Regions from separate parts of the Homo sapiens genome. Here regions 2 and 3 are each linked to region 1. A link is a contact called in ENCODE Hi-C or POLR2A ChIA-PET data. All regions are on one chromosome and are shown on one strand. Each heading gives the region's core, a stretch centred on a gene start or an enhancer-like site at or near the end of the contact. The rest is flanking DNA. Distances are from core to core; before and after follow the strand shown. Region 1 overlaps LEMD3 (LEM domain containing 3). Region 2 has its middle 17 kb from the start of LINC02425. Region 3 overlaps RASSF3 (Ras association domain family member 3).

What was found. Hi-C counts contacts between places; a loop is a spot of excess contacts on that map. ChIA-PET counts read pairs that join two places held with the same protein, here RNA polymerase II (POLR2A). Pooled maps may share reads with other maps.
Region 2: a pooled map shows a loop between it and region 1 (2.5-fold over the local background). The contact joins two enhancer-like sites. A Hi-C loop is called at or near these places in 1 of 37 single-sample maps with no recorded cell type and 1 of 50 pooled maps. POLR2A ChIA-PET finds 5 or more read pairs at or near these places in 2 of 52 experiments (PC-3 and T-cell).
Region 3: a loop to region 1 is called in a pooled map, with 4 times the contacts of the local background. The contact joins two enhancer-like sites. A Hi-C loop is called at or near these places in 1 of 37 single-sample maps with no recorded cell type and 2 of 50 pooled maps. POLR2A ChIA-PET finds 5 or more read pairs at or near these places in 1 of 52 experiments (common myeloid progenitor, CD34-positive).

Annotation. Positions count from the first base shown.
Region 1 is chr12:65,208,077-65,212,272 of GRCh38, reverse strand. LEMD3 (LEM domain containing 3) reads right to left here. Exons shown (of 13, transcript NM_014319.5): 2 at 1,310-1,347. Among named protein-coding and RNA genes, the nearest start is that of LEMD3, 41 kb to the right of the region's middle. Within about 2 kb of position 2,457, at least 2 of the 41 ENCODE cell types and tissues checked have a DNase peak (open chromatin) inside an H3K27ac peak, as active enhancers do.
Region 2 is chr12:66,045,499-66,049,694 of GRCh38, reverse strand. No RefSeq gene overlaps it. Among named protein-coding and RNA genes, the nearest start is that of LINC02425, 17 kb to the right of the region's middle. Within about 2 kb of position 2,199, at least 2 of the 41 ENCODE cell types and tissues checked have a DNase peak (open chromatin) inside an H3K27ac peak, as active enhancers do.
Region 3 is chr12:64,666,931-64,671,126 of GRCh38, reverse strand. All of the region lies in intron 1 of RASSF3 (Ras association domain family member 3), which reads right to left. Among named protein-coding and RNA genes, the nearest start is that of MIR548Z, 46 kb to the right of the region's middle. RefSeq lists enhancers at 1,377-1,436, 1,657-1,816. Within about 2 kb of position 1,711, at least 30 of the 41 ENCODE cell types and tissues checked have a DNase peak (open chromatin) inside an H3K27ac peak, as active enhancers do.

The DNA of each region.
Region 1 (4,196 bases), core at 1,208-3,707:
TAATCCCCACGTGTTGTGGGAGGCAGTGGTGGGAGGTAATTGAATCATGCATGGGGTGGGTTTTTTTCCCCATGCTATTCTCGTGATGAATAGTGAATAAGTCTCGTGAGATCTGATGGTTTTATAAAGTGGAGTTGCCCTGCATATATTCTGTTGCCTGCCACCAGGTAAGACATGACTTTCACCTTCCGCCACGACTGTGAGGCCTCCCCAGCCGAACTGTGAGTCAATTAAACCTCTTTCCTTTATAAATTACCCAGTCTCGGTATGTCTTTATTAGCAGCATGAGAACAGACTAATACAACTTGGCAAGGGGCCCTGTACAGAATGAGCATTTAATATAAGTAAACAGCCACTATCTTCATTATAATTGTTACTATTATTCAGAAGTTCAGAATTTCAGTTTCTTCCTTGGGGAAAATTAAACAGAAGAAAATAGTCTTCTATTTCTAATGTTCAGTAAGTATACTGTACCAAATTTAAATTATGACACTGTAGCAGTGTTATACTTAAGGCAACTGAAAAAGCCAACTTTGTTTTAAACAATTATCACTGCAATAGAATATTACTAATCATTTCAGAGTTCCACTTTAACAACAGAAAGTAATATTCTATGGATGTGATTACACATTATTACACATCCTTCAGTACAACAAATAATGTTTTCTATACAGGTCTATATAACAGTTCCTATAATAAAAAATTAATAACTAATTACAAGCTTAAACATCTTAATCTCTGAAGTCCCTGTAATGATGGGTAAGTGAAAAATATTTTTATATAAGTAAAATTTAGGTTAAAATTAGTATTATAGCACTCTTTAAAAAATTAAAGAAATAGCCTGAAGGATATGCTTCCTTTCTAAGTCCTTTTGATGGTCGAATAGGCATGCCAATATGCAGAAGATCCAAAGAGGTAAAATGAGGGCAAAACGGACAAAAACTGCTAAGGTATCCAACAACTACAGGCAACAGGCATACTTCTAAGTGTAAGACAAGATCCACTGATGATATGCCACTCCCATTTTACTTGGCAGTAGTCTTTTACAGTAAAGTGATAAACAGTTCAGCTCTTAAGAGAAAATCTGTGTCAGATTTAATTATACGACAGTTAGGGAATACTCAGAATAAGAAAGCCTATTGTTTTAGACTAAAATAACCTTAAAATTACTATTTTTTTAAGTTGATAAAACCTATTGTTTAAGACTAAAATAACTTTAAAATTACTTTTTTTTAGTTGATAGTCATTCTCATGCTTTTATCATATAAAACATGACACAAAATTATCAGTATTATGATCGTTTACTTACTTGTATTTTTCCAAATGTTTCACCAAAGGGGTTTTCTACTATCAAGGAAGGAAAAAAAGACAAGTATTAGCATCACTTACGAATTAAAATCCCCCAAACAAACTCTCTGAAATGCCAGCATGTACTTTGCTAAAACTGGATATAAATATGTGAACCAAATGTAAACAAACTGGTGATAATAAAGGTTAGGGAAGTAATTTTTCAGACTTATACTTATCATTCTCACTTTGAATTAGTGGTTTTCCTCACAATCATTGAGATCAGGTGCTCTGGTATCACAGAAGCTGAGTTCAAGTCCCAGCTCCACCTCTACCACTTATTAGTAATGTCTCTTTGAACTAACATCTAATTAGCTACTCTAAATTGTAGTTTCTTCTTTAAAGGAGTATGGATAACAATGATACCTACCTTATACAGTTGTTGTCAGGATTAAATGAGATAAACAAGATAAAATGTTTGACACAGTGTCAAGCACTTAATATGTACTCAATACACACTATCCATTATTATTACTGCTAATGACTATATCATTTGTTTCTACCTTAATTTGATTTCTCTTCATAATATAGACTAAGAAGCAGTTAACTACTGAAAGAAATCTACAAGATGCTTTAAAACTGAATAATTCATTTAGAATTCTGACTTCTAATGATTTTTTAAAAATCCACCTTCCTAATCCTTGCCAACATCTGAAAAAGTGGCAAGAAAAAAAAATACAGATCAAAGTAACTAAGAATTAAGTCTCAGTATTAAGCAATTCCAAATTTACAATAAAATATTACATAATAAGGAAAGGATTTACCACTTTCCATCCAACCCCTATGCCCCTCCTTCATTCACCTCTAAATTAAGATACAAAAATGTTTACGGCTGAATATGTAGCACCTCTCAGGGTTTTTATTCAGAGTCTTCTCCTTATCATTTTGTTTATTTTGATATTACATACGAAAATATTCAAAGCTTTCAGATACCTGTAAACTTTTATATTTTATATAGACTATATATCTATATAATCCAGGCCACAACTAAGACTAACTAAGACTAACTGATCTTACAAAGTAGTTCACACTGACCAGGTTTCCTTTCTGAGATGCTTTTCTATTTTTATTTGAGAAAACAGGAAGTCCCATAGGAACCAGGAACTGCCTGATTCTAAGAAAGTTCATGTGAGACCAGCTTAACAAGGTACAATAAAAGAGCAAGGAAAAAAAAATGTATCCTGTTATCATCATAAGGGATTTTGCTAATGGATTTTTAAACGACATTTCTCTATACATCAAAAGGGTTTTAATGTTGGGAAAGAAAATGTTTTGAAAGATATTACAGAAAATCAAAAGTACTCAAAAGGGGAATAGGGAGAAGAAATAATATAGCTTCAAGATTAAATAAAATGTTAAGGATCAGAACACATGGACTAAAAAGATACCCTTTTTAATAATATTAATTTTTCAATATAAACATTGAACAGCTATATTTAGCTCAACGTACTACCAAAAAAATGCCTTGTCATTTGGCCAAACAAATGACAATAAATTAGCCAAACAATACAAAGTGTAAAAGGTGTTTTATTTGCTCTTTATAAGAACAATTCTTAAAAATATAAGTGTGCAGTTCCAAAAACAAGTTTTAATGTCTATGAAAAAAAGCTATGCTAGTATTGCTTTTTTGATTATACACAAAATTACTTTTTGTCAAGACTATCAAATGGAAAATCAGCTCTGTGAGTAGCTCCATAAAAGCATAACTGTAAATTATCAATGTTCACCACACTGCTCTACTGTGGGCTTCTCAAGACAGGGAGCGTGTGTTATACACATGTGCATGCCCAGAACCAAGCATAGTACTAGATATATAGTTAGTGCTTGAAAAATGCTTGTTGTGCTATCTCGGCACTCTTCTTTATTTCACTTTGTGTGTTAACACTGAAGCAAAAGTGTTCAATTTTGCAGGATGCTGGAGGAGGGTATGTTCTGAGCTACTAAAAAGGGAGAGGGATAGGGTAACAGAGAAAGCTGAAGAGGGGGAAAACAATTTTGCTGAAAATATTGCTCTACCCCTAGTATCCTTCTAGATTTCTGCCTCTTGCCTTGTAGTCTAAAATACCTGGAGTATAACATACCTAAAAAAGCCAAGAGTATACTTTCTGCCCAACAAAACTTCGTTAAAATTTTTTTCCCCAAATGCTCATGATAATTGCCACCTATTAAATGAACAGAGACCTATTAACAACAGCAGAAGTAAAACATATCCTTGGGGTTAAGTTTTTACAAGAAAACACCAACCAAAAACAGCAACTCTAACAAATTAAAAGCCCTCAAAGTTTTCAAAGTATCTTTATACATTTTTTCTTTCCCCAAATCATTTCAGTATTTCTAAAAACACACCAATATCTTCTATCACATCCAAATTACCTAGTCTTTAATGGAAACAACATATACTGTTACCCCTAGTGAAAATATATAACACCCTCTCCCAATTAGGTAACCGAAGAGAAGAAACCTTGTTTCAAAAGCATCCCACAGCAAAAATTTGCCACTTCATTCTTTATTCAGTCACTAGAAAACTAGGGAGGGACCTGAGAGTGAATTACAGCTCTTATCCCTTATCCTAGAGCAATGATAATACCAAGACGGTACTTCAAAATTTACTCTTCCATCCCCTAAAGGCAGAGCCTTGCAGCCATTTTTGATCTGTTGTCCTCCTTTAACCCTACACTCCCAACAGCCTCTCACTATTGCTTTTTTGGACATTTCTTCTTCAATACTTTAGTTCAGATTATTTCAAGCCTCAAATATACCAAGCTTTTCTTTGTAAAGGTCCTTAATATTTTGACTTCTTTTCCCTTTAAACTATTCTACTAACTGTAAAAATCAAATTCCTTAAATGT
Region 2 (4,196 bases), core at 950-3,449, 840 kb before region 1:
CTTTAGCCTAAGATAGTTCTTTAGCCACAACATAATTATCTTTATACAATACTTTCCCTTGCAAACAATTTCAAAACAGCAGACTGCTTGCTGTAGGGACTTCTCTTACTGCTTAAGAAATTCATCAGAAAAGTAGCCATTCAACAATTGTGGAGACTATTTAAAAATGTTTTTCACCAAAAAACACGGTAAAGGAACATTTTGAGAGTAAAGTTAGTTTTCCATAAAATAAAAACAAACATGTCAATTTTCTGTGAGATAGATCACACTAAAAAATAAAAGTCCACAGATTATTCCTGAATCTTATTGCACCCTCTGTTTTACCTTTCATCACCACAAGAACTAACAGCAGCTGAAAGAGTAGAATTGCACAACCAATTGTGTACATAAATGCTAACAAATAGTGAAATAGCCAAAGGGTAAACCCCGGAAAGAAGAGGTATCAGAGACGTGGCTAGTACACATATTAAGCAACTATACCCTGGAATGTTGATGATAATTTATTGTTTAAGGAGGCTCTTTCATGAGTCTGACAAAGATGACACTAACACTGCACTGCTGTTTATCTGGTCTTACTCACTGATGGAGCTCAAGGTCTTTTTCCACATGCTTGAGAAGTTGGAAGCAGACACTACCATTTTTTTTTGGAAGAGGAAGAAGGGAAGAAAGGCGAGAAGTTAGAGGTATCTCAGTGTTTGCAGGTTACAGCAGAAGATGCTGGCAGCAGATTTCGTTAGCTGAAGCAGTTTGGTGTTTGACTCAGCTTGCTGTGCGAAGCGCCCTGTAGACGCTGCTCCACTTATAGACCTTCTCAGGAGGTTTTCTCTTGACGGGTAGATCCCCAGGAGACTCCCAAATCACGCCATTTTGCCTCTCCTTTTGCCTGGAAAAGTCCTCATCCTCTTCTCACCTTGGGGACCTTCTGTTTTTTTCAGAGCCGCTCAAACATCACTTCCTCCATAAAGCCTTCCTTCGCCCGGTACACCTCCGTGCACCCCCATGTGCTAGCATGGCTGGTTTCCAGGCGCTGGTCATATATTGTAGGTGTGTCAACCAGCATTCGTCTCATTGTATTGCAATCAGAGGTTTCCATGTCATTCTTCCACTACACTACTGGGCAGGGCTAATGCTGGCTTCCTGTTTATATGTTCACCATACAGCATATAACTTGGCAGACGGGAAGCCCAAATTTAACATAAAATAATTGAATATAGATGGAAATTAAGAAGTCTTTATTTGCATCTTGATGATGTAATTGTTTTATAAGAAAGCTTAAGTACATGGTCTTTTAGGAAATTCTAAACCTGAATACTGATGGAGAGATTAAAAAATTAATTTTAAAGTGAAAAGTACTAATTATAGTGGCATTATTATTAGGTGCTTCTTGAAGAAAAATTCTGAATTCCAAAAGTTAAAGAAATATGGGGTTAAGCAAAATTAAAAATAACATATTTGAACTCTAGATTTTACCAGAGCCTGGTAGATATGTGTATTTTATTTTCTTACCTAAATCCTAAATTCTTCTAGGGGAAGGAGATTTTTACTTCTATTTTCCAACAAGTAGGCACAGTGCTTGATACACAGTTAATGTTCAGTAAATGTCTACTTGACATCACACACACACACACACACACACACACACACACACACACTTCACCACACATCTTGAGAATCATCAGGAAGCCTAGCATTATTTTTGGCTAGGGTACGCATAAAAAGACATCAGCTTTTCATTGAATACCAATATATAGTTAATTCATGAGTAAGAGAAGTGTCATGGTCTGTGAATGGTTTGGGGTCTGTGCTCTCAAATTCCTGGAAGCCCAATGACTACAATTAGAGAAACACAACCTCAAGGGTGTTTTTCCAATATGGATCTTACATTTGCTGTTATGTTTACATTTTTAGAAATGCTGTAGCTGTGACTGTTCTCAAAAACTAATGCCATGTGAATTTGCCTCTAGTTTCATGAATGATTTCAGATGTGAGAACTTCTCCAGAAAACCTGCTTTCTCTATCTGGGTGAGCAAAAGAGAGAGAAAATACAAGAATTTCTCTTGTGTAGTACTGACTTCCTCTGTGGCCCCAGAGAAGCCATTTGAACTTTCTTCTTTGGTTCCTCCAGCTGTAAAATGGAACTAATAATGACTAATAATGTATTTCACAAGGTAACAGTGAGGATTAGTCAGTGTTTCAAGGCAGTAGGCCCCAAGTATGAAATATTTGTATAATGTCAAACTCTGACCAATGTTTTTCTATTAGATTGGGTTTTGAAATCCCCTAACTTCATTTAAACAGCCAAGTCAAATGACTTGCAAGCAAGGTGCCATATTTCTCTGTTAATAATTCCATTTTTCTGACAGAGAAGTTTCTGGAAAACAATAGCATTTGGCATTAAGATAAACAATGTAAATTGTTATCCCAGCTATACTGCAACTGTAGGCAGACCCCACAATTTCTTTGCTTCTCTTTTTCCTTTCAGGTCTGAAGCAAAGTATCTGTGCCTGACTCTTACAGGATTGTGAAAAGTAAAGAGGTTAACATATGGCCAATGCTTTAAACTCTGTGGTGAAGATGCCAGAGAGTAATATTCTACAGATGGGAAAACTGAGTCCCCGAGAAGCAAACAGGCTTGACTTAAATCATGTGACAAGTGAGTATCAGGAAAAACATTCAATACTCTGGATTATAACCAGTTATTTTGGCCTTATGGCTTCCTAAAGAAACAATACCTATAGAGGCAGAGTTTTCCCTTCCCACTTTCACGAGAGTTGGCTTTCTTTCACCTGTTGAGATAGCTTTTGCTTCCTTCTAAACTGGCGCACCTTTTTTTTTTTTTTTTTTTTTTCTGAGTTTTCTCTCAGCAAAGAAGAGGAGGTGGCTAGAACTTGTTGCCAAGGAAAAGAGCCTGATTAGAGTGTCCAATTGAAGAGTTCTTATTGGCTGCCAAGAACACTGTTATATGGCTTGTAGAAATAAATCAAAGTCTCGAGAGGAGGCCAGAAAGTCAAAGAAATGCTGTTAAATCTTGAGTCCTGTATGATGCTGAAGAAATAAAGGGAAAATATAGGGTGTAAATTGAGTTGTAATTCCAACCAAGTCAAGGCAGTCAGTTGTGATGGCCAAACAACAGATGCATGAAGGCTTTAAAGGACAAAAAATGTTAGACTCTGGCTGCTACCCAAACACCCTTGCCGCTGAAATCAAAGAGTCCAATATTCTTGCAGAGACAAAATCTTAAAGACAAAGCAGCAGACACTCCTGGCTAAAAGGGTTTGCAATGGATATATTGCCAGTAATCTTAAACCCACTCAGCAGAGACTGAGTAGGCTTGGGAAGCAAACAGGTTTTGTAGAATGACGAATTTTGTATAATGCCTAACATATTATTGGCACTCAATGGCCTCATTATTATTCCTTCAAGTATTAGTTATGTAGCACAACAGTATATGAACACAGGACTCCCTGGGTGGGGAAGAAAAGAAACTGGCACGATTTCTTCAAGTTTCCCCTGCTGGTTCCACCTCTGGGGGTCTGGGCTGAAAGGACAGAGAAAGTCAAAAAATAATATCTGACATCTTTTTATTGCTTACTATACCCCAGGCCCTGTGCTAAATTTATATGCATTATCTCTTTTTTGTTGTTTTGTTTTGTTTTGAGACAGTGTTTCACTCTGCCACCCAGACTGGAGCGCAGTGGCATGATCTTGGGTTACTGCAACCTCCACCTCCTGGATTCAAGTGATTCTCCTGCCTCAGCCTCCCGAGTAGCTGGGATTATAGGTGTGAGCCACCACACCCGGCCTATATGCATTATCTCATTTAACCAACATAATAATTCTATGAGGCTTATAAGCTATATTTTTTAAGATGAGAAAATGGGCTTAGATAACTTGAAAGATAGCGTAGTCACTAGGAGCTTGTGCTCTGTGGCCAGACTTTGTGTGTTTGAATCCCAGGTCCTCCAGTTCTGAGCTGTATGACATTGCGCAAGTGACTTAATTGCTGTCTCATGTATAAAGTGGTGTGAAAATAAGTACTTATCATCATTGTGATAATTAACTAAATTAATAGACTCAAAGCCTTGAGAAGAGTGCCCAGCACACAGTAAGCACTTGATAAATTACTTGGTGAATACCCATCAAGATTATAAACACAATTAAAAACAGTGTAGTGGCAGACCTGGGCCTAGAACTCA
Region 3 (4,196 bases), core at 462-2,961, 540 kb after region 1:
TGGGGCAAAGGGAGAGTCCCCAGCACAGAGGTGGCAGCAGCTCCCCTTAGGGAACTGTATCATCACCCATTCCAGACACCATGCCACACCCTTCACAACTTGCCTCTGAATTCTTACAATAACCCTGGAATTGGGTAATACTATCATCCCTATTTTGCATATAGGAAATAGAGGCTTAGGGAGATTTATTTTGCCGGAGGACACAAAGTTAGTGGAGGGGCTAGGTGAGGTTCCTACCCGGGTCTATCCGATTCAAAGCCAATGAAGCCAAGCAAGTGAAAGAAAGGAGGAAAGCTGAGACCCTAACGTTTGCCCACTGCTGGTTTCTGACGACTTAGCCATTTTGATACAGAAGGTCAATATGGATTTTGGAGGGTGGGGTACTAGCACAACTGGCAACTTAGTAGGGAATTAGTAATCTGGCCAGGGCCACTGACAATTTAAAAAGAAGAAAACTACATGTGCAGCACTCCAGAAATGGCGAAACACCTTCATCTCCTAAGGACCATGCAAGTGCTGTTAAGATACCTACAGAAGAGTTTTTTAATGAAAAGATCCCCCCCACAAAAAAAAAAAAAAAAAGAGAGAGAGAGAAACCGTATCCAGTATGACAAATAGTTTCTGCCTGATTGGTGAGATTTGGGATGGGCCCCCACTTTGTTTCTCTTTCTGCATAAAAATTTCAACATTTTTACAAAATTTTCAAAAACTTCTCCTCAGTCTGTACATCTTTGTTAATCAGGAAAAAAAAAAAAACAGTAAAATCTAGGAGGGAAAAAGGCTTTCATGTGTAAAAAATAAAATAACCTTGGAAATAAAAATAAACACAATGCAATTCAGCACTTGGCCAGCATAACTGAACACCACTTTGATGTGCTGCTCCTGGGGCAGCCACCCCCAAATAAATAGCTTTAGACACAAAACAGAGGCACCAACGCCACAAGGCTGTCCGTCCTCCTTAATGCAGGCACCAACTGCACATACAGAGATGACACGTGGAAGCTGCTAGATAGAGCGAACCTGAGCTCCCTCAGGTAAAGATATGCAGTTATTATCTGTAAAATAAAAAAGCTTCTCTATCCATTAAAAAAAAAAAACTGATACTGCCAAGAAGTGCCAGAAGTAAAGGTGGTTTTTAAACATTACTCAATCAGCTGACCAATGTATAAATAAAAGCTACCCTCCATCTGCCCTGGAAAGCAGATTGCCAGCAATTTTTTTTTTTTTTTTTTTTTTGGTAATTTACAGCAATTTACATTTTCTTTGTTGCATAGAAGTGCTGCTTGTATAACCTGAGGGTTCACACACCCTCCAGCTCCTTTTCCTCCTCAGTGGCTTGCACAGGAAGCCCGAGGCTGGGAGGAAAGGGCCTCCCGCTCCACCTTTCCTCAGCACTGCGGTCAGTGGCCCAGCCGGACTCCCAACCCTGGCCGTGGTCTGCTGCTTGCAAAGGGACGGGTCAAGGAGAACAGCAGCCCAGCTACCAAGGCTGGACTGGAAACGTGCTAAAGTACAAGGCTGATGTGAAGCAGAGAAAAGAAAAAGAGAAACTGAATTTAACATAATGAACGCCTTAGCATTACAAGTCTAGGACTTCACAGCTGTACTTCACTCAAAACTAAAGACCTAGGCAGGAAACAAGTGGCAGACACTGTAAAAGAAGAGTCAACACAGTCTTAAACACAGGATATGCCCTGCCTAGAGCCACATCCTTATCTCCACGTGTGACAGGGGGAACTGTTTCATCCAGAACATCTGAGGAAAAAACGAAGCCAAGAAGGACTACATCAAATTTCACACATTCTGGGACAATCCCTTACACAATAATGTGAAGGTTTCACCTTTTTCACCCTTTCATCTAAGTCACCAATTTCCTCCCCTAGGAACTTGTTCATATAGAGTCCTCTAATGTGCCTAACAAAACAGAAACTCAAACAAGCACCTAAAGAATGTCCCAGAGAAGAAATGAGAATGTTTAGAATGGAAAGCCATTTGCTCCTCGAGGTTAAACAGGACACATAGTTCAACGCCCTACTTCAAAATCAATCCCAGGTGTAACCCAAGTTTTTCTAGGGTTTGTGTAATATATGAAAGTCTTTCAATTTAGGACTTGACTTCCTTAGGAACAATTTTTTTTCCTCCTAAAAAATCAAAATTGGGCTGGGTGCGGTAGCTCACACCTGTAATCCCAGCACTTTGGGAGGCCGAGGCGGGCAGATCACGAGGTCAGGAGATCGAGACCACGGTGAAACCCCATCTCTACTAAAAATACAAAAAATTAGCTGGGTGCGGTGGCAGGCGCCTGTAGTCCCAGCTACTCACAACGCTGAGGCAGGAGAATGGCGTGAACCCGGAAGGCAGAGCTTGCAGTGAGCCGAGATCGCGCCACTGCACTCCAGCCTGGGCGACAGAGTGAGACTCCGTTTCAAAAAAAAAAAAAAAAAAATCAAAATTAAAACAGTCAACATCCAAGTCCCACCCTGCTGAAAGCTAAACTCCAATCACCATGTTTTCTGAGGTGCCAAGCCAGGGTGATTAAAAGAAAGAACAACGAGGCTGGACATGGTGGCTCACACCTGTAATCCCAGCATTTTCGAAGCCTAAGTCAGGCAGATCGCTTTGAGCTCAGGAGTTTGAGACCAGCCTAGGCAACATGGTGAAAACCCATCTCTACAAAAAATACAAAAACTAGCCAGGTGTGATGGCACGTGCCTATAGCTACTTGGAGGCTAAGGCTGGAGAATTGATTGAGCCTGTGAAGTGGAAGCTACAGTGAACGGAGATTGTGCCACATTCCACCTCAGCCTGGGCAAGACAGTGAGACCCTGTTTCAATTGAAGAGAAAAAAAAAAAAAGAAGAAGAAGAAGAAAAGGATTGGTAAGGTTTGATAGAGGAAAGTGCCCCAGGCTGGCTGAGTGATATTTACATTGCTGATTCTGAGTGCAAAGCACTGGTTCAGGTCATTCAACAGTTACACCTTAGGTAACCCTCCCAGGAATCCCGAGGGTAGAAATTTTAACCCCATGGTATAGATGCAGAAATGAAAGCTAAGAGCACAGAAGCAGAATGTGGTGAACACAAGGCCTGGCCAACCCCATAACCATGCCCTTTCTACTCAGACCAAAGGCCTCTAGAGCCCAGGAGAAAAACCTGTTGCCAGCTATCTGCGTGACCTTGGGAAAGTACATCTTTCCAGGTGTTACTTTCTTACCTCTTAATTCAGAAGGAAAACAGGCTCAGTGAATCTGGAAGAAGGGAGTGAGCATGCATGCATAGCCAGTCCTGCCCTCTGTCCTCTTTTGAGGGCAACATTCTGCTGCACAGCTCTGGAGATGAGCCTCAGGAAGGCCACTTGCCCGCAGAGATAAGCCATGTTCTGCATAGCAGCTCTAACCCTGATCAGCATAAAGGTAAATTTTGGTCTCCAACAATTGAAGACTGGCTGAATTGAAGACCACCTTACTCCTGTCTTTCTTCTCAGCTGATTCCAGGACACAGGCAGGGAAAGAGGATGAAATTTGGTCCTCTTTGAACACTTGTAAAATGGGAAAATTTCTAAGACAGAACTTCTGTTCATTTAGAATAGGAGCTACGACCATCTTTCCCGCAAGGGACTTGTAATAGAAAGAAAATAGGCCGGGCGCAGTGGCTCACACCTGTAATCCCAGTACTTTGGGAGGCTGAGGCGGGAGAATCGCTTGAACCTGGGAGGCAGAGGCTACAGTAAGCCGAGATGGCGCCACTGCACTCCAGCCTGGGTGACAGAGCGAGACTCTGTCTCAAAAAGAAAGAAAGAAAGAAAATACACACACACATTCCAAGTAACCAAAACACTATTCCAGAAATTAATAAATGGAAACTGTTAACTAGGTACACTTACTTTCACAAAATAAATGTGTTCCCCTTGCAGCAAAGAAACCATATTTTTGAAAGTACAGATATTGTTTTAAAAACAAAAACACACCTTAGAAATTCCCAATGCAGAGGAAAACTCTGGTAACGGCTGGTAACCTTCTCCACACCCCCCCATTTCTTGCAGACCTGCCCCCAGCCCAGCTGAGCCTCCGTATCTGGCTCCCCTACCCATTAACGGGCTTCTACCACACCCTGCACCGGTCAACACTCCTGAGCCACTGTGGATCTCAATTACTTTTGCTCCCACTTTCTTGCTTTTCTGTCCCCACTTCTCAATTTT